Regions from separate parts of the Mus musculus genome. Here regions 1, 2 and 3 are each linked to region 4. A link is a loop called in an ENCODE intact Hi-C map of the cell type or tissue named here. Cell type or tissue: heart. All regions are shown on one strand.

Evidence for each region. Peaks named below come from ENCODE experiments on the same cell type or tissue, not always from the same donor. Only the 100,000 strongest peaks of a DNase experiment are listed, where the experiment ranks them.
Region 1: it touches region 4 in a loop (8-fold over the local background); 14 of 42 quality-filtered maps call a loop at or near these places.
Region 2: it touches region 4 in a loop (3-fold over the local background); 3 of 42 quality-filtered maps call a loop at or near these places.
Region 3: a loop joins it to region 4, with 10 times the contacts of the local background. A loop is called at or near these places in 9 of 42 quality-filtered maps.

What each region holds. Positions count from the first base shown.
Region 1 is chr8:102,780,949-102,788,948 of GRCm38, reverse strand. It overlaps Cdh11 (cadherin 11), which reads left to right and starts at 3,838. Exons shown (of 13, transcript NM_009866.5): 1 at 3,838-4,053. In heart, CTCF peaks have their summits at 3,653, 3,854, 7,628 and 7,827 (motif pointing right); DNase peaks (open chromatin) are centred at 3,848 and 4,898; H3K4me3 peaks cover 5,950 bases; H3K27ac peaks cover 4,982 bases; H3K27me3 peaks cover 1,343 bases.
Region 2 is chr8:102,512,138-102,520,137 of GRCm38, reverse strand. No RefSeq gene overlaps it. Among named protein-coding and RNA genes, the nearest start is that of Gm39233, 200 kb to the right of the region's middle. In heart, a CTCF peak has its summit at 4,207 (motif pointing left); no DNase peak of the experiment used is centred here.
Region 3 is chr8:103,851,436-103,859,435 of GRCm38, reverse strand. No RefSeq gene overlaps it. Among named protein-coding and RNA genes, the nearest start is that of Gm39235, 130 kb to the right of the region's middle. In heart, a CTCF peak has its summit at 3,622; no DNase peak of the experiment used is centred here; H3K27ac peaks cover 1,175 bases.
Region 4 is chr8:104,025,011-104,033,010 of GRCm38, reverse strand. The region is part of intron 1 of Gm32728 (a long non-coding RNA gene); the gene reads left to right. Among named protein-coding and RNA genes, the nearest start is that of Gm32728, 7.8 kb to the left of the region's middle. In heart, CTCF peaks have their summits at 635 (motif pointing left), 4,156 (motif pointing right) and 5,276; a DNase peak (open chromatin) is centred at 4,230; H3K4me3 peaks cover 371 bases; H3K27ac peaks cover 575 bases; H3K27me3 peaks cover 233 bases.

The DNA.
Region 1 (8,000 bases), 1.2 Mb after region 4:
TTTTGCCTTACTTGCAAGGTCTTTTACCAAAAGGCCTACTAGAAGAAAAATTTCTAGAAGATCTGGGGACCCTGGGGCTTCTGGCTAGAAATGAAGAATCGCCACCTAGGCCCTGGGTATCTTCAGAGTTAGAGGAAAGGCACATCAAAGGGACCGGGTCCCTTTGATGAGGGAAAGACATGAAATTATCAGCTCTGCTAAACAGATAAAGACAGAGACTAGAGGAAGCTCATTTGGGCTTCCTCGGGTTTGCATTGGGAGGCATAGACAACCTTGAACCATAGTTTTCAACCCCCCTGTAAAGCAAAGCAAAAACACCAAAGAAAATAAGCAGCAGAACTTGGTAGCTGCCTGGGGGAACTTGAGGAGTTACTTCTCTCTCTCTTTTTTTCTCTTTATTCTTTTTCCTTTTACAATCTGAGCTGAAATCACACATTGCTCCACCCAAGTGCTTAATATGGATTTGGAAGATAGATCCTAACATCATCATAAAAAGAAGAAAAATCCTTTCTGAAATGCACGCTGTACGCTGTGTAGGTGTGCTCGCAGAGTCAAGCGCAAGAATGTCTGAGTCCCTAGGAATTAATCTCTTATGAGCACTACGGGGTAGGTAGGGATGAGGCTTAGAGCACTACGGGGTAGGGATGAGGGTTAAGTACTCTAACATGTATAAGGTTCTCTAATGCAGCTCGTAAGAACCAGACTTGAAGAAAATAAGTTTTTCCACTTATTTTCTCTCTTCAAATGCCTTGCAAGAAGTTCCCCCTGTGGGGTTTAGTCGTGGGTCACGGAATGGCCCGCTCATCGTCCTGAAAGAAATGCCTGTTCCTGTTAATGATCATCTGAGATGTTTTAGCAAATCTGTACAACCATCATTGCTGTTTGATTTACAGCGTTTCTGAGCAGAAACTGCTTTCAATCCACTTCAAAATAGCCAGTTCCTGTTTGTAACCTCAACCCCGGGGCAACCACTGCTATGCCGTCCACATCTGTAAACTTGCCTTTTCTAGACATTACATATGAGTGGAATAATGTGTCGTATTGCATGTGGCTTTTAGCATATTTCTGAGGTTCCTCCGTGATGTGACAAGTGTCTTGATCCCTCTCCTTTCTCTTGCTGAATAATATTCCATTGAATGGATACATCACCTCTTACGTGCCCGCCTCATCTCTCCTTGGCTATTGTTTCCCATATACACTCCAATGGAACTAAAGCAGGTATGAACATTTCACGTGACTATTTTGGTGTGGCAGGTTTTTTGTTTTTCTTTTTCTGATTTTGAGAAGAACCTTGGTGTAGAATTGTGCAAAGACTGTTGATTCAAGTGTGCAGCGCCACTTGAAACCTACCAAGAGAAGTTCAGCTTCATTGTAAATATTCGATGATGTTATTGTTCATGAAGTGGATGGATAGTCTAAAGAACAAGTAATGTCACTTAGTGAACTCTGGACAGAAAGCAAACGCGATGCCCAGCTCAAGTCCCATCACAAGTAAACAGGCTCAGACTGGGCTACACCTCGAACTGGAGTCCATGAGCCTATCCTCCACGGTGCTCTCCTCACTGCAGGCTCCAGCAAGAGGTTACATGGATGTTAGCTGTAGGTTTTGCTCGTTCCCTTCATGCAGCGCGGTAAAGATTGGAAAATCCAGGAGCTGTCATAAATGCCAGGGTTAGTGGGACACTTTCCGTTCGTTCCTCCCTCCCTGTAACTTCACTTGTTATGTGGGAATGATTAGGTAGCAGCCCCTCTGTTCTTTTACAGTGGGGACTTCCGGTGGTGGTTTGGAACGTGCCCAAAGTTTTAGGGCTTAGATCCGACTTCAGATGAAAGGACAGAGCCAAAGAAATCAAGAAGAAAGAGAAAACCTAACCCAATGGTGGTAGAAGGGGCTTAGGTCCCTGCACCAAGATGAGCAGGTAGAAAGCTCAGCTAGCAGTCTCCAGACAAGTACCGGATTCCCCCCACCACCACCTCCCCCCCCCCCCTGCTTGCTAGTCTTCCCCCCACACCCCTCCGGCGCCCAGCAGCTGCTACCAGCGGCGGCGTGTGTTGTGGCGGTGGCGGTGGGAGGCCTGGAACTTTGGGCACGATCCGGAATGAGGGAAGAGGGAAGCTGGGAGATGAGTGAAGTGGGTAGCTGAAAGCTTAGCGCCCCCTTTCCCCAAAAGAGTGGGCAGTTTAAAGGCCACGTCCACACGGAGTGACAGGCGCTTCCTTTCCAACAGTATGGTTACTGTGGGTGGGGGGTAGGGGCGGCACCCAGTGTCACAGGGACCTGGAGATGCTGCGGAAAACGCAAGCACAGGGCAGATATTCCAGCGGTCTTGTCTGCGCCTTGGTTCCTGATCTCATTTCCAGGAGCCCGACGGGGACCGTTGATCTGTGAGAGTTCCGGGTCCCCAGGACTGGTGGCTAAGTGCTTTGGTGGTGGGATTCAGCCACCATTTGTTCTCCCTGGGTTCTCAAGTGCCCTTCCCATGCGCTTTGGGTCCTGGCGCTCTCTTCCATTGGTGGCCTCTTTTCTTTTTTTAACTTCTGATTCCTGTTAAACTCCCCCTTTAGGTCTTCCTGCTTCTGCTGCATAGTCCAGCTTTTGTCCCTTGTCATTTTATTGTTCTTTTCCTGAGGTCGCCACTCCCAAGCCACCGCGACTTTCCTCAAAAAATCCCTTTTTATCCTTCGCCCATTGGAAACTCTACTTCTGCTCTTTCTAACATCTTCCAGACTGGAAACTTGTCCTAATCCAAGGTCCCCACTGAAGCATGGATCCTTAGTTCCCAGTCACGGTGCGGGTCCCCACGCTGCTCTAGGTAGGAAGAGCGCCCCGCCCCGCCCAGTCCCTGGCGCTTTTTTTTTTTTTTTTTGAAGATCCAGTTCTTCTGCCCAGACACTGTAAAGTGGACAGGAATCAGGTTGGGGTATCCTTTGCTGGGTTCTCGTGAGAAAGATATAAACAGGGGGCTGAGTCAGGGTGCGGGTATTCTTCACGTAGGCCCATCCTCTGGTCGAATGGCATTCTCTTTGGGGCCTTGAGGGGCTCTGTGGTGTCCATTCTGGGAGGCAACAAGTGAAACTGCCGGATGGGGGTGTTGCTTGTAATTGGCTGGAACAGAAGCTAGAGACTCTGTCCTGGTGGGGCTGACCCTAAAGAAGGCTTTGCATGTAGGGTAGAACAACATTGAGGAAAAACTCTATTCTTCTCAAGTCCGAATGCCCCTGTCTAGTGTCTTCACCGATTTCCCCGCAAGCGGATTTCTCAAAGGATAGATACCGGGATGCTGAAGGTTCGTGGGAGAGGGCACTGGGCAGGAGTGGTCAACGTGGAGATATTTTCAGAGTGCTAACTGATAAAGCCTAGAATGCGCTCCCTAATTCCGGATTGCCTCCCCTACTTGGGCAATGCCTTCCATCCAATCCATCCTCCGGCGGGCCGGTTGAGGCCCTAGCTTGTCCAGCTGGAGCGGATTTCAGGAAAAGAGGAAAATGGGGGCTCTCAAGCCCTCTCCAGCTTCCCTCCGTCGTCCTTCCTGATTGGCTGTGTATCCCCGGAGCCCAACTTCAGTCGCTCCAGACTGTGTCTGAGCCCCCACAGGAGACGGAGCGCTGCGACCCAGGGCAGGAGGGGCGGCCAGGCCACCTATTCCTGGGTTTGGCATCTCTCGGGGCCCCAGGGGGGGAGGAGCGCCGACAGGGTAGGCATCCATCGCCTCCTCCAGGCCCAATTCTCGGCGTCTAGCAGCCTCGGTTCCTCTCCGCCCCCCTTTCCCTCCCAGCGTCGGCCTCCCTCCTCCTCCCCCCTCACCCGCCCGCCTGCCCGCCACCTCCCCCCGGTTTCTCATTCCTGCCACTAGCGCGCTCCGCGGCTCATTCCGCGGCCGCCGCCAGCTGAGGGGAGCGTCGCGGGCCGAGGAGCAGATGCCGCGGGGGCCGCTCGCAGCCGCCGCCGACTTGTGAATGGGACTCGGACCGGGGCCCGGGCTGACACCGCTGCGCTCGCCCCGTGCCAGGGACAGCCGGCCAGGAGGTCGTGTCCACCCGCAACGGCCCCAGGTGAGGCGCTCTGCTCGGCTCTAGACCCTATCTAGATGGGGCTTCTCGGAGTAGGCAGAAAGGGGAAAGAATTGCTTCTGAAAGAGACTGTTGCGGAAGGGGGAGGTTGCTGGCTGATGGAGATCAGTAAAGCAAAGCAGAAGGGCTTTTTTTTGGGGGGGGGGTGAGGTTAAAAATCAGAGAAAAGGGAGGCAGCCTGCTGTGGACGCAGGCAGAGCAGGGGTTTGAGGCGCCAGATGTGCGCTCCCCGGTTCTTTGATTGTTGCCCCCCCCCCGGGGTGAGGGGCTGTTGCACCAAGGCTTCAGCACAGGGGGATTGCTTTGGGTTGGGGCAAGGAACTGCAGAGCGGAGCTCTGGACACGCAGACTGCTCCCGTGATGTCTCTAGGGAAAGTCGACCCCTGTGCGGTGCCCGCCCGCGCTGCGCCTGTTCCCCAGACAAGATCGCTCTCTGCGGGGTTCCTAGAGGGGATCCTCCCGCGCCTTCCTAAAGAGCTCCCCTAGACCCGGTGCCTGTGTAGAGAGTGCGGTCGAAGCCCAGAAGATAGCCGGCGGCCGGGAGGGAGCGGCGATTGGATTGGCCGCACTTTGATAGTGTGGGTCGGGGGCTGTGGACTGCGGCTCAGAGGCTGGGGGTTGCGGTGTGAGCTAGCCCCTCCAGCCCCCGCCTTTTCGGGGACTTCAGTCACCTATCCTAACCTCCCAGTGATGCAGGGAATGCTCTGTGAGCGGCTCAGACTCAGACTAGACTCGGGCTTGGACTGGAGGAAGCTTTCTAGGGTCAATGTTAACTTTGAGAATCAAACCTTCCCGGAAAGCCTGCGCCTCCTCTCGGAGCGCTCCAAGCCTCCACTGTTTCCTCACAATCGGCCTCCCTCCCTGTGCTTGGCCTCCCAGCCGGGATGTGCTGAGAGCAAGGAGCAGCGGGAAGCTGGAGGCTGCGGGAGCATCCAATTCCCCTCGCAACCCAGCCTAGCCTTGGCAGGGTCTTTTCGCTCCTGGTCCCCGGAGAAAGTGGGACCCAGGAGGCTTCCTATTCTCTCTCTTGCCAAGGCCCGGATTTCACCCGGGCTCCGCACTCCTGCCTTCAGCGGGTGAAAGGTTCGCTAGATGTTCGAAGAAGCCCTGTTGCTTTTTGTTAATAATGCAGCAGGAATTTCACGGGCTATCGCACTGCTATGAAGAAATTGCATCTTCTAATTATTTAACGGTGCCGTTTCTGCATGACGGAGGGTCGTCCCTGAGGGCTGGGAGTGGGTTTGTTAATGAAAGCCTGGCACTGCAGGAGGGTAGAGATTTGTCTAAAAGTCTCCCCTTCATTTTTTTTTTTTCTTCAAGAAATCTTTAACGATGGCTCCCGAATCCTTTCCTATTTTCTCCTGATCGGTCTTATCTGTGGACTAGGAAGCAGTAAGTTTTGGGTTTAATCACAGAAAGCAGTGATAATTAATCTGGCGAGAGGATAGATCAATTTCCTTATCTCTAGGGCTCGTAGCAGACGTCCAGGGGTTTGCGGGGTGTCTGGAATTTCTGGGGACCGGTCTACAGATGTGTTCTCAGGACCGAGGATCCCTCTCATCAGCATATTAACGAGGCTGAACTGAGTGCGAGCGCCTTTAAGGGTAGCAGAGAAAAAAGAGAAGGGACTGGCCTTCATTTCAATAATGTTGGAATTGTTTTCTCTCATAAGCAAGGAGACAGAGCCCCAGAACCTAGAAAGGGATGCTCAACCCCAGCTGCAGGCAGCTTGGTCTTCTATCAGAACAAAGGAATAAAAGTTACAAAACAAAGGGACATAGCTGTGGCCAGTACTAGAGGGACCCTGAAGCCACAGGCACATTAAGTTCCTTAAACAATCTCTGACTCTTAAGTTTTAGGGTTGGCCAGTTAGGCCCTCGTATTCGAACCCTCTGTGCAAAACATCTATCCTGCCTAGTACAAAGGAATGTGATCAGCACTCAGAAGAGACCAGACAGAGGCATCTAAAGGCCAGGAAACTTTGCTGGGTGGAACTGGGGTTTGCATCTTGCCTTCTGAGACAAGGCATTGCACCCCAACAAACATATTGAAGTCCTTGGAGTCTATACTTGTATCTTTAGTAGCAAGCAATGGTTACTGACACTCTTATAATTATTAGTTCTATATGTCCTGATTGGGATGTCATATGGAGAGAGAGAGAGAGAGAGAGAGAGAGAGAGAGAGAGAGAATGAGAGAGAATCTTCATCTCTGGAGTGTGTGTGTGTGTGTGTGTGTGTGTGTAAACAATTAGGATAATGGAAATGAGATGATCTAGTCTTGGAAATTTGTTTAACGTGGATTTATTGCATACTAGGAAAAAAACAAAAGCAAAAAGAAAAAAGAAAGAAAAGGAAAGAAAGAAAGAAAGCCTTTAAAAATAGTTTTTGTGGAAACACTGGGCCATCTTGATAACACTCCAGAATTTACATTATGTTCGGAACGCTTATCAGTGCACCACAGCAAATTACTAGAAACTTAAATTCTATTTTCAATTAAGATGCAATCTTTTGTTAATTTAAATAAAAGTAAAAGCTACAGCTCTCTCTCTCTCTCTCTCTCTCTCTCTCTCTCTCTCTCTCTCTCTCTCTCTCTCTCTCCTCTCTCTGGCACAGAACTCATATTTCCACATTTTCTGTGGTGGCTTCAGAATGTTTATTTGTGGGAGAAGGGTGCAGAGTTGGAGAGCTATGTCATCATTTGGGGGAATGTGGATCAATTTCATGCCCCTTTAATGCACATGTCTTCATAATTCATGGTTTTTCTTTCACTTTGAATAGAATTACATGGCTGCTTTGTCAGGATTCAGGTTTGGAGACCCTCATATGGAAGGGAATCACCACGACATTGACTTCATGGTTTGATTTACAGTCACAAAACCTACACTCCCACAAGCTCTGAGTGTCTGGAAACCTTTCCTATAAGTGCCAATAACCTAGGAATCAGACAATCTACATAGACTTTGATCTACAATATGTAAATCTATGTTTCCGAACCACCTAAACAAGGGCTACACATCTGATTTTAGTCTTCAACCCCAATGCTTTTATGTTGAAAGCTCAAAAGTCTGCTATGTTTATTCGAGCCTATTTTCAACACTGACTTTTTAAAACTTTGATTATTGTGTGCCCATTTACTGACTAATAATTACAAAATACACTTCATGGAGTTGAGGGGAGGCAGTGAACTTTTTCTCTTACAATCAATTCCCTGAGAATTGCTATGAATTTCTAAGTATTCCCTTAGAAATATTCATTTAATTTATATGCTCACTAGTGAGTGATTTTACTGCATCAAAATATACATGCAGTGAATTTCTCCTTTATGAAATTGGTCATTACTTCATCAGACGTTGGCTAATGTATCAAGAGCTCACATTCTTTATTTATAGTTTGAAGACGTCAATGTTTCCACTTCAGAGTTAGTGCTCCAGAAATATATAAAGATATCTAGCCTAACTAAAATTATAAGTTAATTTTTAATGGAAAAAAAGGAACAAAATCCACAGGTTTGTTGGAGGAAGAAAGGAAAAACAGGAGAAAGTTGGAAACATTTTAATTTCCTCGTCTGCATTCACCAGTCCATCAGAATGACTGTGATGGTCATCTAGAGTTTCCACTCTATGTTGGAAGGACTAAAGAACAGAGTGAAGGAGGATAACTAAACATCTTTCTGCTTTACATTTGCACTGACATTGAGAGACTTGTGCATCTATGGGAATGGACTCCTTTGCGGAAGATTGCGCTTTTGGCCACTAGAGGGCAATGGTGACCTTCTCCAACTTTCGACATGGAGCCCCTCTGCTTTTTGAGGGCACCGTGAAAAGCAGTTTTGTTACTAGTCTTGTCTGCACCTCTGCGAAGAGGCCAGATTCCTGTCTCCGCAGCTCGGGCTCTGCTCCGGTAGATTGTGTGCATGACCGTCTTCCGAG
Region 2 (8,000 bases), 1.5 Mb after region 4:
AATTTACTAGAGTATACATGTGATTCCTTAAGCATTAGAGTTGTCCTAATTACCAATTCATATATTCAGCATATGAACTATGATATAATCACATGTTTAAAAATGCAATCATTTATCAACTTGATTATAATAACTTCTCTATAATAAAAGAGGTCTCCCTTCATTGCAATGTTGAGTAAATGTTAAATTAATCATGGGCCCATGCCAAATCTGCTTTTATAGGAAAAAAAAAAAAGCAAATAAATCGCTTTTCCCAGTGACTCACATTGTGTTTCTTCCAACAGTGGTTTTATAATTACTTCTTTGACTATCCAAGTGATAATATCAAGATGTATCTCAACCTTTCCATTAGTCCTTTTTGTGCAAATATATTGGAAAAAATGACCAATGATTTAATACGCCAAGCAAAAGGTCAATCCTAAACACTCCCCCATCTTTATACCAGATGGATCAGAATACAGATAATAAAAGAGACATTTTGGTAGCAAAATTACTTTGCTTTGAATCCCAACAGTAAGAATCCTGAAAAGGCTAAGTTCTTAAATAAAGGTTTGCTATTTCTTTGTAATAGAAGAGTCAAAAGTAATATAAATTTTGTGCAGAATATAGCCATCTTGTAGTGAACTATGTAGTTGGACACTGTGCATAAGAAAACCCATTAAGCTCCTATTGTTTAGAGAATTCACAAATTATTCAAAACTTCTCAAGGAAGTAATTTATCATCTCAGTGGAGGCAGAGTAGTGGGCTTTCAATGATAGAACATTTATGGAAGTGGGTCTATCAGTGTCTTTTAATTATGAGAAAATAATGTTCTCGAGAAGGTAAGTGATGTCCATAATCCTATAACAAAATTAGCAGAATCAACCAGTATTATTTTGTGATTCTAGTTTATCATGGGCGCTTTACTGCTATTTTAGATGATATCTGATTTAATGAATTATTTGAAATTAAAGACATTTTCATTTTGGTTTTGTTTCAAAATCTTTCTTCAGTTTGGCTGTCTCTAGAGACTTTCAGAACCAACATGATTAGATGTATTTGAAAGTATGCTTGGGGGAGAAAAGAATCAACTGGTCTCTATGGAATGAGTCCCTCCTCTCTTATGATAAGATTAAAGAAATAAGGAAGTTTAGTACTATTTTTATGGTTGATTTGAGAAAGTGGATGAGATAGGGACAATTGTTATGTATCTTATAAGAAGAAGCAGCGCAGAAGACGGATGTTGAAGACTTGAAGAAGAATCTTTTTCTTTATAACAGAGAGAGGGAAAAAACACAAGGAATATTATAGGTCCCAGTAAAATGTTTCTAACATCTGCACAGTTGCCTGTTTTATGATATACTGAAGAAAGAGGGTTGGTGCAATTAGGAGCAGTTCTATATTAACTCTTGCATAATTCTTCTCTGCCTTTACATCCCATAGAGGGTGATTAATATGGTAATGACAGTCTTCATGTGCTCTTGAGTTAACCACCAGTATGATTGGGAAAGACACTTGTGGAAGTGTTAAGCAAGAGGTTTTGCCCAACATAGGTCTGTTAGATGAGCTTATGTATTTGTTCCAGGGATCCCTTGGGCCCATAACAAATGCTATTTGATTTGTGTGTAATCTGATTGCTTGCTTTAACAATAAATGCTTTATTCCTTTGGCTTTACTTAATAAGCCTCTTCATTTTAGATAGATTCATGATAACCTGACATCTGACAATCAAGATGACAAAGGAGAAATTAACATAAGATGTTGGTACAGGGCCACTCTATATCTGATGGAATAGATGGGATCCTGACAGCTCCTCCAACAAGGCAGGAGTGCAGTTTGGAAATCTTTCTCCTGATTATTTGGCAGAATATCCCCCAATATAATTAAATTAACCAGTGAGGTATATATTAATACACTCAATAATCATATAAGTAGTTATAGATGTGAGAAATATGATCAATATAAAGATAATTCACCTTGTTGGTTATTATTGAGAGGTATTATGCACCTGTATTATTTTTCTCAGTTCTTTGCAAGAGCATCTGGAAGAATTAAGACTTCAGGAAGAAGAGCTATACTTTGGATCATGGTTTCATGCTGAAGAAGGCATGTTAGCTACAGCACCAGACCAATAATTGTAGGCACTTAGGCTGAACTGATGTCCTAATCAGTAAGTAGTGGGCACAAAGAAAAGAGGAGATAGAAGTGGGGTAATGTTTTAACGTTCAAGACCTGTCCTACAAGACATCTGTGAACTAGGTCTCATATTCAAAACTAGGTCTCTACATGCTCCCAATACAGATCCAGCTGGGGACCAAGTGATCAATCATATGAGATTGTGCACATTTCAGACTCAAACCATAACATCTTGAGTAATCAGTTCATACCATGTTGCAAATGAGTCTGAGAGTAGTCTCTCTCTCTCTCTCTCTCTCTCTCTCTCTCTCTCTCTCTCTCTCTCTCTCTCTCTCTCTCTCTTCCTCTCTCTCTCCCTCCCTCCCTCCCTCCCTCCCTCCCTCTCTACCTCCCTCTCTCCCTCCATCCATCCCTCCTCCATCTCTGTGTTAGATCATGAAGCCTACCTCATGCCACACAAAGGGAAATCAGGAAAATGTGAACAGCAAAAGCTGAGCTGAAGAATCAGAGTAGCTGCACATCAAAGAGGGCTCAGTGCTCAACCAAATCAGGCCTCCTATGACATAGTTGAGTAGGCTGGAATCCTGACATATGGGACTGGGGTCTCTGAGTGAAAGCCGTGTTTCAGAGTTCATCAGCTCACGCTTCTCTAAAGCTTCCAAGACAGTGATTCTAACCTCTCCAATACTGTAACACCTTGAAACAGTCCTTCTTGTTCTGGTGACTTCCAACCATAAAATTATTTTTGTTGCTATTTCATAAATGTAATTTTGCTACTGCTGGGAATTGTAATGTAAATATCTGTATTTTCCAGTGGTCTTAGGTGACCCCTGTGAAGGGTCTTTCAACCCTCAAATGGATCACAACTCACAAGTTGAGAAACATTCTTCTAAGCCTATGGAAGAAACACTTCCATGACGTTACCTAAAAACCCATACTGTACCTCTGTGGATTTCATATTCCTCCAGATCAAACAAACAAACAAACAAACAAACCACAACAGCAAAAATCCCAGATCCATTCAATTGATATGTCCATCAACACACCTTTAATCAATCAGTGACATTAATAATTATTAGCACAACTCTAACTGAGGTTGTGTGGATAAAAGAGTTATAAATCTGGGAAGGGCAGCATTCAGGATTCAGAGGCAGCTAACAACCTTAGCAGATGTTATAAACTTGTTACCATGGCTTCTACATTCTTGAATAAAAAGATTCCCACATAGGGAGAGTTTGAAATGCCTGTATTTTATAGCAGATGGTAGAAACAGGGATTTGAAATGCTATGAAGCAAGATATATATATATATATATATATATATATATATATAGTTACTTGTATTTTATTTGATTTTTCCGTGCTAGAGGATATTCCAAGATCTTCATGGATACCAAGGAAAAGTTGGGAGAGTTACATTTAAAGGAGAACAAAAGGAAATTATATTAAAGTAATTTGTGTCTTAGGTACATACCTTTGACGAGGCTATTAGGGATGGGCTTGAGTATAGCCCCAATATAAACTAACAGTGAGTCTCCCTGCATCCCAGGAGTGATGGAAGCAGAGACAGTAACAAAATTTAACTTATATTCCAATAAGAATGAAAGTGACATAGTGATATGGCCAGTTGATGATTCTTAATGACCTAGTGCATGCCATCTCTTAGATAAACCTCATAATCTCTTGTTTGATTCCCAGAACAAATTAATATTCATGCAACACATTTTCAGAATGAATGTCTAGATTCCCAGAATGTAGGGCATTTAAGAAGATGACAAATATATGCTGCAATAATTTAAAAAAACTCTACAAGTATTATGTGTTCAAGCGACCTGGAGTAATGGAACTGCTTAAATACTTTAGGATAGATGGAAATACAAAAGAAAAATACCATGATACACACACACAAACACACACACACACACACACACACACACACACACACACACACACACACACCAACATTGGTTCTCATTTTGAGTGTGAAGTCATTTAAATTTATATGTGGAAACTTGCCTATAATTTCTCTTATTTTAAAGAATGAATTCCTGATATTTGGCCCCACCCAGTGGCCATTTTCACTGTCCTCTGGTGTATAACAAGATTCACTCTCAGAAGATCCAGTATGACATGCTATGGTTTTGGAGTGTGAAATAAGAGATTTTTAGTAGTGATGAATGCCAAGTGTAAGATTCAATAATTTCAAATCTAAACACTTTTCTTTTTGTCCTAAAGATAAATATCTCCACTGTTGTAGGGTTATTGTTTGATGGTGTATGTAAAACTGAATGTCCAAGAAAATGTTACTTTGATATATTCCATTGATCACTTGGTAATTGTACAACATAATCATCAAGTGACTAAATGATAGAAATAAACCCTGGTAAAATTACGGGGAAAGCTAATATGTGACCCAGACTATGTAAGTCATTAGAGTGCTTCTGACCCCAACCTGCAAGGGAGCTGAGTTTGCTCTTCCCCTGTTTGCCCAATCTATGTTTAGGAACTAGTGGCTTGAAGTCTTTGGTTCTTTAACAAGTAGTAGTAAGTCTGTTTATTACCATTCCCAATGAGCACCCCCTCCCCCATAAGATTATGTTTGCCTCACCTTTGGAAAGTAGAACACTTAAATGTGTAGAGGTATCAATCTCCAAATGAAGTCATCATCAAATGTTAAATTAGCAGTCAAAACTGTGACTATCTCATACATTACTAATTGTTGCTAGGCTCTGTCAGGAAAGCAGCATATATTCTAAGAGAGTGGATCCTTGTATCCTGGCAGTCAAAGCTATGTTGTTTCTCTCCTCATAAAAAGAAATTTATTACTGTACTGAGGATACTTACACACACACACACACACACACACACACACACACACACACACACACACAGCATGTGTATTTAGTTTCTTTTGCTTAGCACTTTTGTGGTGAGAGATTTTGGATTAAAAGCAAGGCATCAAAGGAGATCAAAGTAGATGTAGCAAGACAATAAATCAAACAAGAACCCACAGCAAGACTTTCAAATGATTGACAGTTTCTGAAGCACAGTATAAAGAGAAAGCTGAGAGAAGAGGTCAGAGTTGGAGGCAAGGAAGAAAGGATTGGATTTCAGGAGATCTTACGCATTTTGCTAAAATTTATCCTTTCACAAAAGAAGGGCAGCTAATTACAGAGAGCTGATTGAGATCGTTATTGCACTAAACCAGGTCACAGACTATGGCTGCCTGATAAAATATAAGGGCAGGGAGAACAACTGAATGTGATCAAGAAATTCCAAAAAGGTAACTGTGCAAAAGAGTGAGGAACAGGAAGTATCTTAGGATCAGCTGCAGGCTACTGTTTAGGCAATGGTTGTTGCAATGATGAATATGAAAAGAGTTGATGGAGCAATGTTCATTGGGTATTCACTAGGTTGGTTTTAAGTGGCTGTTTATATCTTGGTGGATATAATACATGAGTAGACTGACCATATTGCTATGATTTTATAGGCCCGCCACTCCCAAAAGATATTTTTATTTGATGTTCTCTAGGCCCATATCTTGGTTTAGAGATACATGCATATGTATCTATTTCATGGATTAATTTTGATACTCTCTTTATCTCTGTTTCTGTCTCTGCCTTCATCTCTCTGCTTATATCCCCTCTCTCTTTACACACACACACACACACACACACACACACACACACACACACACACTTTTTTCTATGACTGGGAGCATAATTTATAGCCTTATCATGAATTTCATAACATTTAGTGAAATGGAAATATATAGCAAGGGAAAAATTCAGAGTACATGCATTCCATTTATAAGGAGGCCCAGAAGTCTTCTTATAGTTAAGGCAAATTTTCTGTGCATTTGAGTTTAATGAACTATTTCAAATGCTGGCACCTGGACAGCTGTTCTCTCAATTAAAGATTTCACCCATGCTTTTTCAAGTGAACTGAACTTTGTGGATACCATTACACAGAGATGCTCATTTCATTAGAGGACCGAGGGGCTTTGGAAATGAGTTCTTATGTGAAAGTACAATCCCCAGTTCCTGCTCAGTTATATTTGTTTCCACTTCTGCCCTCACTTATAACCTTGTGTCTACTACTTGAAGCAAGCATACCTCAAGTTATGTATTTTCAAGGTCAACTATCTTTCATTGCAGGGTTCTTCCATCTTTTCAAGTTTATAACTCAAATTATTCATCCCTTTTTTGATGCTTACAACATCTCAACTTTACTCACAACTTCTCCTTTTACTCACAACTTCTTAATCAACTTCATTGAAGTTTGTTCTATAGTACATAGGCCCATTCTAAACTAATGTGCTGTGAGTTTTGACAAATATTCATACCTCCATAAAGGAAAGTATTAAGTAAGTTCTGGCTTAAGGCTACCATGGAAAGATCTATTGTGTGCACATGTGCAAAGGTAATTTTGTATTACTGAGTTTTAATTTATCTCACTTAATTTATCTTACATGGGAGTAAAATTATGAGGTCATTCTTTTTTAAAGAAGAAGTTTAAGCACTGGGCCAAAAAACCATGAGGTTATAACTTTCCTAACCAAAAAAATGTTTCTTTCCAAAAGAGAAATGAGATGTAAGCATTAAACCATAAAATGTATAACCAGATTATATCAAGAGTTTAATAAAAGTTAGTGCTTATCTTTCTTTAAAATCTTTAACTGTTTTTATTTAGATCTATTTGTTTATTCAATTGTTCATATTAAAACTGGAGGTTTTTATTTCTCAATAATTTTATACATGAGTTTAAGGCATAAAACATGTATCTAAGACAGAATTCTTTATAGACACAGAACAGAATGTTAATTATTTTCAACTGCATTTAAATGAAAGATGAAACACATTTTATTTTAGTTTCCTATTTATTTTATTTTATGTTCATGAGTGTATTGCATGCATATGTATATGATACAGACCATGTGCTTATCTATTTCCTGCAGAAGAAGAAGGCAGCAGATACCCTGGAACTGGAGTTAAGGATTGTTGGGAGTCACCATTTGGGTCCTTAGAAGTGAACGAAGTCTTTGAAACAGAAACAAATGCTCTTAAATGTAGACTTAGATTTTTTTTTCAAAACCTACTTTATTTAGGGTTCTTAAACTCTTCAACCTCCTTTCTAACTCATACACCAGAGGTAGGGGGAAAAGGAAGTTTATAGGAAAAGGGAGTTGTGGACCCGTTAAGCAGGAATTCCTTGGAACAATTCCCCTCCTCGTTTTCAGGACATCAGCAGTCCAGTTCAATAGCAACACCAAACAGGAATGAATAGTGGAAGCAAAATCCAGCAGGAACTGCCTGGCTCCACCAAATTGGCACAAGTCAGTGGAATCTGCCCGAATCAGCAAGAGTACCACACAAAGTTCTTTGGTGAAACGTTCTTTGGTGTGTGTGTCTCCCTCATATGAAGTGAAGATCAGTGAAAACCAGCAAAGATCATCAAAGACCAGCAAAATATTGCTTGGAGGGAGGAAACAATGCAAGAGCATCCTGTCGCTGTTTGTAGAGTGCAATTTATGTTCTTTCTAAAAATCAGGTGCCCTCTCAACTATCTGTTTTCAGCAAAACATCATATGCTCTCTCCCAAGACAGCTTCCAGAAAATCATCACAGGATACAACCGAGTTGTTAAAGAAAACAGAAATTTCCACTTCACTCAAACACTGAGCCTTTTCTCCAGAGTCAGTTTGTTTGTTTGTTTATCATTTATTCATTCATTCTTTCACCCATTCAATTTGAGTCTCAACTCTTTCAGAGATAAGGTGATATGTGATATTGGCAATTTATTTATTTTCCCTCTTTCAGGTTTCCATACCTTCAAAATGAAATAAACAACAACAACAATAATCAAAAACAACCTTCCTTATTGATT
Region 3 (8,000 bases), 170 kb after region 4:
GGATTTCTCACTGCAGTGTGTTCAGACAGGCTGCTTCTGATAGCCTAGATTGTGTTTAAATGGGCAGATGGGGAAAGCAAAGTTTATCTCAGCATTCCTATGGCAAAATTCTAGATAATGAAGTATCTTAGGAGTGACTCCTTATGGATGTGTGGTCTTTCCTCTTTCTCTCATAGGCCCGAAACTTACTCTCTTAAAATGAGATTGTAAGTTAGGCTGCCCACATGGTCTGAGCTCTCTTTGTTCTTGGTGGAAATAGCTATCAGGTCTTTAACACACAGGATGACACCTACCCTAGAATCAGATCAAGAGACAGATTAGGGAGGGCCTGGTGGTAAGGTCTAGAGACGAAAGGGCATCTGAAGCCATCAGAAGAGAAAGATGATTTTGAGGGATAGATTGGAGCAGTGTATGCAGACACCATGAGGTCACTTGTGGGTTCTATATGAGGGCCCAGAAATGACACTGAGTAGGCTTTTCAATTCTATCATTGACTCAATCTGAAGACATAGGTAGGGTCCATACTTAATGGCTTCATGACCATCTTGATCTAATTCAAGTCTGATTTATGATGGCGAATTTTATGGGTTAAGTTGATCTGCTACAAGGTACCCATATACTTGGTTGAATATTATTCTGGGTGTGTTTCCAAGGGTATTACTTTGTATTAACATTTCAACCAGTAGACAGAAAGCAGTTGGCCCACCCTAGTGAGTGGACTTTATACAATTCATTGAAAACCCGAATGGAACAAAAAGCCAGAGAGAAAGACATGTAAGAATTCATTCCTGCATGTCTTACAGCTGGGATATCATTTTCTCATATTTTTGGACTTGGATTTGAATTGAACCAGTTGGCTTTCCAGATTGCCAGCTGCAGATCTTAGTCTTCTTGGTTTCCATAATCATTTCAGACAATTCCTTATGGCAAATTTCTTCCTAGTATATGTATGACAATATAGCACATAAGAACATCTTCAAATATATAACATAATGAATGTCTTCTCATATTCAGACATTTGTATGTGTATGTGTTGCTGTGTATGATGTTAGTTCTGCTTCTCTGTGGAACACTGATTATCACAGTACTTTAAAAACATTGGAAATTTTAGAGAGAGAGAGAGAGAGAGAGAGAGAGAGAGAGAGAGAGAGAGTGTGAAATTTCAGGCTGCTGTATATTTTTTTCTTATTTATTTATTTATTTATTTATTTATTTATTTTTATTAGATATTTTCTTTATATACATTTCAAATGCTATCCTGAAAGTTTCCTATACCCTTCTCCAGCCCTGCTCCCCTACCCACCCACTCTTGGCCCTGGCATTCCCCTGTACTGGGGCATATAAAGTTTGCAATACCAAGGGGACTCTCTTCCCAGTGATGGCTGACTAGGTCATCTTCTGCTACATATGCAGCTAGAGATATGAGCTCTGGGGGTACTGGTTAATTCATATTGTTGCAGACCCCTTCAGCTCCTTGGGTGCTTTCTCTAGCTTCTCCATTGGAGACCCTGTGTTCCATCTTATAGATGACTGTGAGCATCCACTTCTGCATTTGTCAGGCAGTGGCATAGCTTCATATAAGACAGCTATAACAGGGTCCCTTCAGCAAAATCTTTCTGGCATATGCAATAGTGTCTGGGTTTGGTGGCTGATTATGGGATGGATCCCCAGGTGGGGTAGTCTCTGGATAGTCCATCCTTTCATCTTCAGGCTGATGTATCTTAAATGAAGTATTCACTAAAAACTTAAATGAAGGAGAGCTTCAGTATGTATTTACTAAATAAATGAATGTACAAAGCATACACTGGGAAACAGTAGAACAAGTCCTCCTCATTGAAGACTATGATGCTTTGTCAAAATGGCATAGGATTTGGACGTATACAGTGAAGTACATACTAAAAGTCTCCATGAGCTGAATTCATATACTGAGTCAGTTTATACAATGCAGAGATTATTTCCTTCTTTTTAAAACCCATCACAGAGTAGGTGTGCAGGAATTAGTGGAACAGTCTTTGAAGCACCGAGTATGTCATTTATCGCCTTTCAGATGCACACCTGATCTATCTCAGGCACTCTGTACCATGAAAAGAACTGGAGTCTCCTCTGCGCCTGGATATTGAAGTGCTTAGTGTGGTGACATTTGCTGTCATTAGACTCATGGAACTTAAAACTTAGAGGCAGTTTATTTCTTTTCTACTGTGACTTGTAAGTAACTTCAGAGGGAGAATGAGATAGGGACAGAGGGTGGAAAAAAGGGGAGGGGGCAACCCTAATGGTCAAAAGCCTTTCTAGAATTCAAGACCTAACTGTCCGAGTGTTTATGTTTCTCCCATTCACAGGATGAAATTCTGACCCTCAAGGGTCAGATATGAAGATGGAGGAGCTTTTGAAAGATATGCCAAAGGTAGACCCTTCGCACACAGGTTTCATGCCCTTAGAAAAGAAGCTTGAAGGAACTGTTGTCTTTCTTTCTGCATATAGGATTACATCACATGAGATTACAGATGATGACTCTCCCAATACTGAATTTCCTGGAACTTTATCTTGGGCTTCTCAGTCTTTGTAATTATGAAAAATGTGTTATTTGTAAGGCAAGCAGCCCTTGTTATTTTGTTGTAGCAGTATAAGCAGGGAAATGGTTGAACACCTCTTGAGGTGTCTTGGAACTAGCTGTAGATGTGACTGAAGGGCATCAGCATTCCACAAGGGATTAATGCCAATGTTTACTCTCTGAATGCCACCCAGATGTTGCTCTCATTGGACCAACCTACTGTGTAAACCCCGTTACCCTCCCAGGTAACATTTCCTTATTCCTTCTTAGCCAGTGGGCACAGTTGAGGCTCTGATACTAGGTGTTTCCATGATGCTGACTGGCTATGCACTTGGCCTTTTCCCCTACTGTGTTTTATGGGGTTGGGTTGTCCACCATCTACTCTGCAGCCACCTGTACCCAGAGTATCTTTCCTTACACATTGCCTTCCTGGATGAGTCCTTCTTACCCTATGAAGCAGCTCAAGGTGCCCTCTTTACCGGAGGTGTGTCCTGACAAGACAGCGATGCCCTGTGCATCATTGAAGGGCAGGGAGATAAGACCACTCCAGAGAGGGTTTCAGGGACCAGCATCTGCTTTATTGCTTATGAGCCACCACTTATATAGTGGAAGCCTATCGACTGTGATTGATTAGCGCGTTACCTCAGATTGGATTATGAACAATCAGACAATCAGGGTCTCTATGCGGAAGAAGCACATTACAGAAAACTTGAAGAGCGCAGACTGGTCTGCAGGGCAGCTACAGGCTACTCACAGCACTTCAGAATTCAGTGTTTTGACTTCTGGGGCATGGTACACAAAGCTTCTTGTTTAGCAGCAGTGTGCCAGGTAGGCTAGCTGCCAGGTCCTGCCCGCATTTTCTTCTACATCAATGTTACCAGGCATAGGTTATGGCTCAATTGTCTTTGCTTCCTCCGGCTCTCCTTGCTCAGTGATTGCCCTTGCTACCCAGCTTTACAGTTTTGTTTAATTGTCCAGCTCCATTAGAATGTGGCTCCCTGGAACCAGGAGCTCTACCAACCTCATTCTGCTTCTCCGGGGTAAACACAGGAACTGGTCCATGACGGACACCTAGTGTAGGTTTGAGGGAAATAATTCAATGATCTCAAACTTTACATTCTTTTTGTCTGTGTTTCTTCTTCCACCCAGCACTTAAACACCCAGAGAATAGATGTGATTGATTCCAGATAACATTTGAAATCATTATTGCTTTAAAAAAAACTGCATTCCTTAACCTTTAAAGCTAGCCCGGGCACGCTATTGTGTGAGAAGCAGTTTTTAGATGCAGGCGTGGCTGACATTCATTCTTCTGGCCTCAAAGCTCGCCTCAGCCTCTTGTATCTTACATGGACGTGTTGTCAGAGAATATTTTTATCATCCTGTCATGCTTAGAAAGCCGGGTCCTTGATCCCAGTCATTTCTAAGTCAAAAGTGATATAGTCTCCCGATCCCTGTGCTCACAGTAAATCCCTGGCAGAGTCTCCTGCTTTGGGGGGACGTGTGACATGCTCTTTTGCAGCACATTTCAGACACCTGCTCAGTGACGAAAGATAATTTAACACCTGCCCAGGCTTTCCCAGTGGCCCTGCAACTGGCTTAATAGGATGTAGAATGTAGTGTGAGCGGAGTGGGAGAGTCCACCAGTGTGACCGGGTGGAAGCAGCTCCACAGCGGTCTCTGCCCCTGCTTGGCTCCTCTTGACAGGGGAAGCCCCCGCTGGTCAGTCTTCTTTGGTAATAACACACCTTCCCCATGATTTGGCTATGGGCTCTGTCATGTAGAGGAGCCCAGAGGGACATGGGGGCTGGCGGCTGTCCATTGTGAGTGCTAGACTCTAAGGTACAATTGTCACTATAGTCCCTCTTGCCTGAGCATCTGTTGTAAAATAAGATTCTCTAAGTCCTCCAAAACTGTTCACCGAACAAGGCAGCCCAAAGTATGAAATGAAATGGATTAGGTTTACCAAATGTTTGCCGATGTCTATTCTTTCAAATAAAATAGTCTATAGCTTAGATGGAATGTTTGGGACTGGCCAAAGCACTAGACCAGAATAGACTTACAATATTTTAGTGCTAGTCATGGGGTCCTGGTAATGCAAGACAGTGAGAGTGCACCTTGTGCACAGTTGAAAGGCATGAAAGTCAGTAACAAAGAAAGAGATGGTTGGGGTGGGGAGAGAGGGAGGGAGGGAGGGAGAGAGAGAGATATTGATTGATTGATTGATTGATATGAGTTACCTTAAGTGTTCTTAGTGAGCACACTTCCACTTCCAGGCATGAGAGAGATGGTGGCGATGCTGGGTCTTGGTACCCGTGAGTCTCTTATAAGCTGAGCCCCTGGATGAGATTCCAGCATCTGTAAGGTGTTCTTTTATTCTCAACCTGTTTTAATCACATTTATTTATTTATTTTGTTTATTTATTGTGTGTTTGTGAGTGTGCATGTGTTCCTGTGTCTGTGTATGTGTGCATGAGTGTGTAGGCCAGCAGACAACTCACAGGAGTTGGTTCTCTTTGCCCATCACTGGGTCACTGGAATTGAACTCCTATAGTCAGAGTTGGCAGCAAATACCTTTACTGGCTGAACCATTGCCTTAGCCTTAAGAGGTATACTTCTTTAGAACTTATTTATTTACTTTAGTTTATGTATTTATTGCTGAATGTATGTATGCATACCATGTGTGTACAAGAGCTCCAAGAGGTCATGAAAGGACCTTGGGTCCACTGGAATGGGAATTACATGTTTAGCTGTGAGCTGACTTGTGGTTTCTGGGAACTGAAGCCAGGTCCTCTGCAGTAGGGCTAAGCCATGTTAACAGCTGAGACACTTCTCTAGTCCCCAAAGTATAGTTCTTCTAGTCCTCTTTATTATGTATTGCCCATGACTAACACAACCACGTATCATATACTGAATAGCACTGTATGTATTAAATGGAGCAAGCAGATGTTTGTGAATAATCGGAAGGGGCAATTCTCACAGAATTTTTTGTTTCTTGTTTTGTCTTTATGTGATGGACTTTGGACCTCAGACTCTGGATCAGATGTAACTCCACTAAAATGGGGGTGGTAATGATGACACATAATCAATGCTGATGGCCACCAACCTCTGGTGACTTCTTCTTTGTGCCCACCATGACAGTATATTCCATGATCTGTCTTCTTTTCGTTTTTGCAACAATTTTACGTATTTGGGAATTAGGATGTTTTGGATGCCATCTTTTTGAGTGAGGGACTACTTTATAGGGACTACTCTGACTTTTTTATATATGCACACTTCTGGGAGTGCTACTCCTATCAGGTTAAAGACATGTTCATCAGTGCTCCATCCTTGTCGATATCATCAACTGCCCAGGTTGCTCTTGTCTTAGGATCTAGGACTTTATAGACATGAAATGATATTACAGGACTATTTCAGCATCTGGCTTCTTTGCTTCAGCAGAATGTCTCACCGACTCACCGTTGTTTACTTTTGCAGGGCTGAGACTTAAACTCAGGACCTTGTGCACACCACACAAGTGCTTCATTACTGAGCTACCATCCCAGACCAAGAGTTCGTTTTTATAATTACTATGAAATATTCTACTACTGTGTGAACATACTGTGGTGCAGAAGTGTTGTTAGCATTCCTTCTAGGCTCTGCCCAGCAGTTACCTGGCAACAGACAGATTAGACCTGGCTTGCTATAAAAGGGGCTGTTTGGCCTCTCCTCTCTCTTACTATCTCTCTGCCCCCCCCCCCCCTCTCTGACTTTCTTCTCTCCTTGACCCCTTTCTCTCTCTCTCCTCCCCCCCCTCACTCCACACGCTCCTGGCAGGCCTCCAGTTCTCTCTTCTTCTCCTCCTCTTTCTTCTTCTCCTCCTTCTTCTCCACCACCCCTCTCCTTCTCTGTCTCTACTCCATTCTCAACTCTCCTTCCCAGGCCCTAAATAAACTATTCTGTACCCTACACCTGTAATATGGCTGCTAGCTCATGGGGAAGGGATGCCTCACCATGGGCCTGCAGAGGTACCCCTCCCACCTCAACACACCACATTCTATCAAACATATCCTGACTCTTTTTATAAAATACAACAACTGTAATAATTGCATGTTCATGTATGTGTGCATGTGTGTGTACGTGTGTGCGTGCTTCTGTGTGTGTGTGTGTGTGTGTGTGTGTGTGTGTGTGTGTGTGTGTAGGTGATATCTGCAGACCAAATCTAAACACACTGACTACAGGATGCAACACATGAGCCTGCATCACCAGTCAACCACACTGCCCCCCCCACCCCCCTTTTTTGTTTTTTTTTTTTTGTTTTTTGTTTTTTTTCGAGACAGGGTTTCTCTGTGTAGCCCTGGCTATCCTGGAACTCACTTTGGAGACCAGGCTGGCCTCGAACTCAGAAATCTGCCTGCCTCTGCCTCCTGAGTGCTGGGATTAAAGGCGTGTGCCACTATGCCCAGCTGCACACTGCCCTTTTCTACTTGTTCCCTGTAATGGACTACACCTTGAAAATGCAGCCATTTTCCAGGACAGAAGGCCGGACTATTGCTAATGCCAAGGCCTCTATTCCTTTACCCACTCTTGATTCGAGTTTAACAGAAGAGGTAGTACTTTGATGTTCGAATTGTGCCTTTGATCAAAAGCTTGCTGGCTCCCTCATGTCTCTTAGAACAAGACAGTAGCTGTATTGTGCTGGCTCATGTTGTAACATTTTGGACAGCAGAAATGACATTTACATGAAACAGCCATCCTTGGAATGCACGAGATAAGACAATTTCTACAGCTCATCGAAGAAAAGTCCCCAGCGTTGACTTTAAATCAAACAGAAGTAATAGCATGCCATCCTGGCTTCCCCGTCTCTACCTGCTGTTAATTAAAATCCCGATAAGAGAACTCAGTCAACATCCATAGGAGGAAGACCAAAGAGCATGGTGTAAAAATGTTCAGATGAAAGCACAGTTAATCAGAATTAAAACAAAAGGCTCCCAAGCACACCCTTCATTCACCTTTGGTTTCTGCTGGGTGAGAAGATTAATATGTGAAGGTAATTTCTATGCACCCACCCCCTTTACCTCCACCCCAACCTCCTGCTGTACTTCCCAAACTGAACTGCTGGAAATAATTGAACAATTACTTTGTGCAACGTTATCAAAGTTTACTAAATTGTTCCCATCAGCTCTGCCCAATTACTTAACTTCGGCTGATTTGCATACTGCAGAGCAGAGCGATGTAAAGGGTTTCCGAAGTTGTGCCTAGTTATTTTTGAGCAGGGAGAACTTGGAGAGTTCATTTGGTTCAAATCTATCCCTCTTGGAGATGAGGAAGCTCGGGGGCAGAGCGATGAAATGACCTGCTCAGGGTTCATGTAGAGTACAGACAGGGTGAGGCTGTGCCCTCTGCTTCTCAGACCCCCCACACCCTTGGCGGGGCTCTGAATGGGCCAACCCATGCCAGCCTCCGCAAGGCTA
Region 4 (8,000 bases):
GCCTCCTTCCTGGCTGAGCCCTGTGTGAGTTTGCTTCCATTGCTTTTTTTTTTTTTATACTAACCTTCTGGTTTTTGTAAACATCTCTAGTAGGTGTTGTTATCCCTCTTATGCAGATAAGGAAAATGAGGCCCAGGAATGTCCTATTACTTCCTGTGCTGTAAGCAGTTGGAGGTGTAGGCAAACTCAGGTCTGCTTTCCTGCAAAGTTGTCTCGCTGTTCCCATGACAATGGATACAGAGACCCAATCTTAATCATGTGCCCTCTCTCTAGTCACCCTCTCTGTGCTGGCAGGGTCTAGGAAGGGCTTAGTGTGTAAGCAGGCTCCATATGTAACTAGTTGTTGCAGGGCAGTAGCTTTGCTGTCCCCTGCCCTCTGATTTGCCCCAGCTCCCTTGCTTGTGTGGTTAACTTCTCTTTTTCTTCTGCACATGTTCTGGAAGTCTGGAGCAGGACATGCCTTTGAGCCTGGGACAAATAAATAGAGGAAGGATAAAATCAGACACCAGGCCAGACAGCAATTTAAACACACCAGACAAGAATCCCCCTTCCCTCCTGCCAGTTGCTTCCACCTTAGGGAAAATTGTCAGTGTATTGGTTTTGTTACTCTAGGTCTCTTTACTGCCACCTGCTGGAAGTTAGTGGCAACATATGCATTTCTGATTATGATCCATAAAGATATCCCCAAAGGCAGTGCAGACTCTTAGGCTATTTGCTTGAGTGGCCGTTCTAGAAGACAAATCTAGAACATTCCAGAAACATCGGGGAGGTTCATGGATCTTCTTTGCTGTTTGAGTTTAGGCTTCTGGGTCCTGTACAGTATGAGTCTCCAATCTTTAGACTCCCCACACTGGTTCATACCTGTTCATGTACCAGTGCTTGAAAGGAGCCTTGGTTGAATGAAGGGGGTTGGAGCACAGCACAAAGGTCCTTGGGCCCACAGATCTCCAGAGAAACCAGGAATGTTAAGCACACATGACGGTCTTTCTAATGGGAAAGATGAAAATCATATTCTTTCATCTAGAAAGGTGGAAATTGGAAGTGCTTAATAGCCTGGTGATCTGTGTTGGTCCATATCAAGCCCCTACAACCAGGACTGGAGGTGGCTAGTAATCTAAATGACCCTTAAAGCCAGGGCATCCCCAAGTTCCCACAAGTGGGACCAGAGGTACCAAAAAGGCTAAATGACTGACTCTTACTTACATTACCTTTATAGCCAGAGGCTCCCCCAAGCTCCCACAACTAGGACCTTGCTATTGGGTTAATAGCCCAAATGACTTCTATTATGTCTGTATGATGGAGACCAGGCCAAACCCTTCTATAGGTTCTTAGCCCAGTATAGGTAGACAGCCTATCTCTAGAACCCATTTTCTTGGAAGAAATGACATGTTCCCTGAGTCAAGTTTTGATGTAATTACATTTCCTTGTGTATTGGGGATTGTAATTATACCAGAAAAGTTTGTCCCCCAATTATACTGTTGCCAATTATTCAATGGGAATAAAACACCTGGGAGCAGATTCCTGGAAGTCTTGAGCTAGGTCAACAAGGTCAGTCTGAACCCAGTTTTCATTCTTACCTCTTTGTGGTTTGCTTCTCTGTCTGCCATGCTCCTTATATGGCGCCCAACATGGGATCAACCTTACGCTATTCATTCATCCACCCATCCTTTCACTAATTCACAAACTATGGAGGCAATTCACGTCTCTCCAGGAAACCGTTGTTATGGCAGGCACTGAAGGATCAATGGTGAGAGAGGAAGATGGACAAGCACACGGGATGTAGAGGTACCTCTGTGCCTTTCTCATGCCAGGCCTTCCTTCACCACCTCTGATGTCAGTCACCCGGTGACCAGTTCTGACAGCTCAGACTCACCGCTCACCTTGCCTATATATCATCTATGTCAGGAACCTGCTGTCTTTCTGTTCTTGGCCTGTCTTCATTGTGGGTCTCTCTTAGTCCACATAGGCTTGTTCACACAAGCCAGTTGTTAATAATCATGCAGGACTTATTTTTTTTTTTAACAAGATATGGTGAGAGACATCCAAATATGGAACTGACTGTTAAAAGGAAGACATCCGCTGTCATGTATCCCTAGGCTCAGGGTGGATGGGATTCTGGAAATATTAGGATTGATCTGGAGGCTAAAGAGGCAAGGGAGAAGAGGGCAGGAGTGTGGGGAGTTCCTGAAGAAGTGGGAGGGCAAGTGGATGCAATAAATTAGCGAAATATTGAATAGTTTGAAAAATTGGAGTATCTGACTCTGGGGTATTGCTTGGTCTGAGAAAGGAGTAGGGGATGTGGTTTGGTTGGTTTATATCAAAGATGCAGCGACTTAACTATCCAAATGGGCTGGCTCTCAGAGGGGCCGTCTCTCCAAATGTTAAAACATCCATAATATGGAAAATAGAAAAAGAGTTCACATCAGGCACCACCCCTCCCCCAGAGCTGCCGGTGGAGCCTGTGAGTGTGTGGAGAAATGCTCCCCCTCTTGTCCTTCAAGGGACCCCGTTCCTGAGGCCTTCCTTCTGTTGCCTAGAGTGGCTTTGCAAAGCACTTGTGCTTTTCTGTGTGCTTTCCACACACACACTTTGAAGATATTTTTCTTCCTTCTGTCATTACCTCTTAGGCCATCAATCCTGTTCCTGAGATTTCACCCTCAGTCTTGTGTCTCCTGTGCCTGTTGGGAACCCCACGTAAGCTACCTAGATCTGGCAGCCTTGGGTCTTTCTTTTTTTCTTTTTTTCCTCCTCCTCCTCCTCTTCCCCTCCTCCTCTTCCCCCTCCTCCTCTTCTTCCTCCTTCTCTTCTTCCTCCTCCTCCTCTTCCTCCTCCTCCTCTTCCTTCTCCTCATTTCTTCTTCCTCTTCCTCTTCCTCTTCTCCTTCTCCTTCTCTTTCTCCTTCTCCTCCTCCTCCTCCTTCTCCTTCTCCTCATCCTTCTCCTTCTCCTCCTCCTTCTTCTTCTTCTTCTTCTAGATATATACATGTATATATGTACATATACATATATAATGTGCCGGTGGTTTACCTTCATGCATGCATGTGTGCCACATGTAGGCCTAGTGTCAGATCCCCTAGTAGTAGAGATACAGATGGTGGTTAGCCACCCTGTGGGTGCTGGGAACTGAACCTGGTCATCTATAAGAACAAATGCTCTTCACCACTGAACCATCCCTTGATCCCCTGCTTTAGAGTTTTGCACAGCACTCAGGGAAGCTTCCTTGAGAAAACCGAAGAGTCTGATTATTGGTTGGAAGGACTGGGCACAGAGCAGCTCAAGCAGGGAGAGCTTCAGTGACCAGACCCTGGGGCTAGGAGGAGGAACAGCCTATTCTAGGAAGACTTTCAGAGGTGTCCCCCCCCCTCCCTGCCTATGACTTTTTGCCAGTTTTTATAGTATTTCGGTCTTCACTGCTCCACAGAAACAAAATCCCCAGCATGCCTTGCACCAAGATCTAGCCACACATCACAAAGGGGAGAACTCATTTGAGTGTGGATATATGCCTATTCAATTTTGAGTATGTAAAGGTAGGTGAGTCCCCATATAGTCAAGGACAGAAATTCACAAGTAATTAGATTTAAGAAGCAAGTATTTGGCTTTGTTCCTCAGGGTAGTGGCAGCAGTGAGAAACAGTTGTTGTTTTTCCTTCTTCCTCTTAAGAGTCTCCAGATATTCGTCCTTTTTAAGTCTTGGGGCTGTCACAGGCTTTGCCTGGGTCTCCATACCACTAGCCTTGAAAAGGCATCCCTTGACCCTGGTCAATTTACTGTGGTAAGCCCCACTAGATCTCTGGCTTCATGACCTGATCCCCGATGCTAGGCTCCAAAGAGCTGGAGTCTCAAGATTTTGCCCTTGCACACAAGCTGAGGTCTAGGGTCTACTGGTGCTGCCTCTTCTTAAAGTGAGTTTAGTTTTTCTCGTTTATTCTCTTTGGATCAGGACTGTGATGTTTAAGTTTTACCTATGTAGGACTTGATAATTCTTTACCTTCAGTTACCTCAACCACATAAGGATGGTACTGAGTGTGACCCGAGCGACAGTAAAAGGTTTGATATCACCCTTTTCAGACTCTAGAGTTGGAGTGAATATCTGAGGCTGCCTTGATCTCCGTTCTCTTACGCATGTCTCTACGCGACGATTCCGGCCGCCGCCAGGGGGCGCTGTGGTCACGCGGCCGTTCTCCAGCCTCCCCAGCCTGGTGAGCCTAGCCTTGCCAGCCTAGCCTTGCCGCCGCCCCTCTTGGAGCGCTGACTAGTAGCAGCTCCGACTGGCCTCTGTGTTGTGTCCACATTCCAACCCGTCCGCCAATGCATGCTGTCACAGTTGGGAACTCTAATGAGATTCGGTACCTTCTGGCCTCAGTTTGCGAGTCTGGAAAGTGACTCTGTGGCACTGCCTGCTGCCCTGTGGCCACTCAGAAGCTCCAGGTCTCCTGGTTTCTCTTCCTGGGCTCACTGGGTCCTGGAACTTGGTGCCTAACTCAATTAGGTCCCTTCAGTTGTCTTGACAGAGAAAGCAACTTCTCTTTTGCTTCTCCCACCTTTCTCTTATACCTCCTCCCCCTTCCTATCTTTTACTGCTGGCCAACTGAGGACTTAGTTCGAGTCTGGTGTCTTTTCTCCAGAGGAGACCTTTGTTCTAAAGCATGATTTTCCCACCCTCAGATCCATTCTACAGTTGCTGCTGCCTACACAGGGTGAAAACTTAGAAGCCTCCGTCTAACAGCTTTGTTTCCAGCCCCGCCTCGGCCCCATCCTAGGAGGGAACAGAATTTAGGGATTTCCAAGTTCCAACCAGACTGGGTTGTTCTGGAGACCACCTGACACTTGCTCCAGAATGGGGATAGAGGACGCTTAAATATGTGCGCTTTTAGGTGGCTCTGGACCACTGAGGCAAGCTGCCTCTGAGAGGTGGGTCTTGAGCTTGCATTTTAACGTTTCACCCAGGGCGAGGCTGACCCTAGAGATTGCTGCTCCAAGAGGAACCTCCGACGTGGACGAGGAAGTGCCATCCAATCCCAGCAGGTGCAGCGGGCTTGAGTCCTTGGATCCGAGGGAAGATGGTTGGGAAGCTAAGAGAAGGGGCAGGAGAGAGGAGTCACTCCTGGCCGCAAGTGCTGAGTGGTAGCTTGCAGAGACCTGGGGTGGGCAGGTGAATGTGGAACTGGGGTGGGCCCTGTGCTCTTTAAAAGGTGGAGTTCTTTTAAAGAGCACAGGGCAAAGGCCCATAGAAAAACCTGAAATGACAAGTGATGACTGGTAGCCATTGTCCATCTCTGCCTGGGGGAGGCAGTAGTGAGCTACAGAAGGTTAGTGCTTCCCAAGGAGTCTCCTACCCGAGGGCAGGATAACAAGAAAGACCTAAAAGCCTTGGCTGACTGGAAGGAGACTGGACCACAGAGCACAGGCTGTGCCCTCTGCTACCCATCTTTGGGATGTAGGTCTTCCTTTGTCACCTGCTTCCTCCTGGCCCTCCCGAGGAACCTGTTATGACAGTGTTTGCAAGAAGCTGACAGAGCAATGAGAATAATTTAGAAATGCCGAACAGGGGACCCACACATCCATATTTTTTAAAGGCAGATATAAAAAATGTAAAGAGTGTAAAAGCGTGGCTCTCCCCCACCCCAACCCTGGCCTCCCAGAGACTTCCCCCAGGCAACAATTAGTACACGGGCTTCCTGCACAGCTTTCTACATACTGTGAGGCTACAAACACGTACGGCCATATGTCTCCCTTTAAAAATACAGCGCATTATACAGACTCTTCTACACCTTGCTTCGTCCTAAAAATACGTTTTAAAAATATATCTTCCAGACAGCTCAGTATCGCCATCTGAGGCTGCTCTCTGTCTCCCTGCGTGGTTGACGCTGTGTCCCCGGGGACAGCAGATCCTTCACATGCCAACTGACCACGGGCAGGTTGCTTAATTGGTCTGTACACCAGTTGCTCATTAAAAGGCGAAAGACAACAATCACAGCAATGACACTCATTTCATGAGCTCATGAGGAGTCAAGGTCACACACACACAGAAAACAGTCCGTATAGTGCCTGGTGGGCAGAAAGGGCTCAGCATACTACATACTAGTTGCCCATTAAAAAGAGACGACAACAACAACAACAACAACAATAATAATCTCATGAATTCGTGAGAATTCAAGGTCATAAGCAACAAACAGCCACTCCACATAGAACAATGATTCTCAACTTTCCTAATGCTGACCCTTTAATACAACATGGGGGTTCTCATGTTGTGCTGACCCCCAACCATAAAGTCATTTCATTGCTACTTCCTAAATTTGTATTTGTATTTTTTTTTTTTTTTTTGAGACAGGGTTTCTCTGTGTAGCCCTGGCTGTCCTGGACTCATTTTGTAGACCAGGCTGGCCTCGAACTCAGAAATCCTCCTGCCTCTGCCTCCCAAGTGCTGGGATTAAAGGTGTGTGCCTCCACGCCGGGCTTAAATTTGTAATTTTGCTACTGTTAGGAATCATAATGTAAGTAACTGACACACAGGATAGCTGGTAGGCGACCCTGTGTCGTCGTGACCTACAGGTTGAGAACCACTGGCTATGAGGTCTGGCATGCAGTAAGTGCTCAATGAATTTGGGTTACTAAGGTCATCACATTTTCACTCTGAATGCCCTGCCCGGCAGTGGGTCATGGAAGAGCTCTTGACTCTTGCCTCTCTCATCAGCTGTGTGCCCTTGAAAAGAAGAAAACTTTCCTGACTCTCTGGTCCTCCTGAACCATCTATAGCGTTTGATTTTAGCCACTTGCGGGGGGTGGGTGGGTGGTGGGGTGGTGGTGGTGGTGGTGGAGGTGGAGGGGACGAGATGAGATAAAGGACAAACGTGGCACCTGGGGAAGGGCCTAGCACATGTCAGTAATGAGAAACATCAGCAGTAGCTGTCCTTTAAGCCTTTACTGTGAGCCCGGTGTGGGACTTAAGTGGCCTCTTGTGAGCTCCTGGCAACCCTGTGCCATTTATCTCCCAGCTTTCGCAAGCCCTCCTGTGTGTCTGATGTGTTCTGTGCTTCTCAGTGGGCTAGCTACCGTATTATCCCTATTTTACAGCAAGAGGGTCGGATAGCCGAGAATAGTTCGGTTTAGGAGCTGGTGAGATGGCTCAGTGGGTAAGAGCATAGATAGACACCAGGACCCACATTTGAGGTCCTGGTACCAACATAAAAACCAAAAGCCAGCTATGGCTGTGCATGTCTGCAACCCGAGCTTTGGAAGGCAGAGACAGGCTGATTGGTTCCCAGGGCTCCCTGCCCAGCAAGCCCAGCAGAAATGGCAGGTGCTTGGTGAGAGACCCTTTGTTAAGGCAATGAAGTAGAAGGACAGAGGAAGACACCTGACACCCTCCTTTGGCCTCCATGTGCACACATGTCTGCACAATCATATTCATGCAAAACACATATACATATACAACACACACATACACATATACACATACATACACAACACACACATGCTTGACACACACATATACACATGCACACACATGTGCACACATGCATACACAACATATACATACACACATGCACACACTACACAACACACACATACTTGACATATATACACACACACTACACACATGCACACACATGCATACACAACATACATACATACATACATAACATACATACATACATACATACATACATATGTGTGCACACACAGAAAGAGGGGGGGTAGAGGGAGAGAAGGAGAGATATTGAGGACAGACTATGAATTTCAAATGTGCCTGGTGATTCCCTGAGGTTCCTAGAGACCTACTCCTGGGCCTCCCTCCCTCCCTTCCTCCTTCCTTCTTTCAGTTTCTTCCCATCCATGTCTCTCCCCTTTTGTCTTCCTCCCTCTGCCTCCTAACTCCCTTTCCTTATGTTCTGATCTCCCTGACTTGTCAGACTCCGGATGTATCCAGAGTATGTATACACGGCCCTTAGATACAGGAGCAGAAATCCAAGATACTGCAGACACAGCCAGTCTGTGTCCA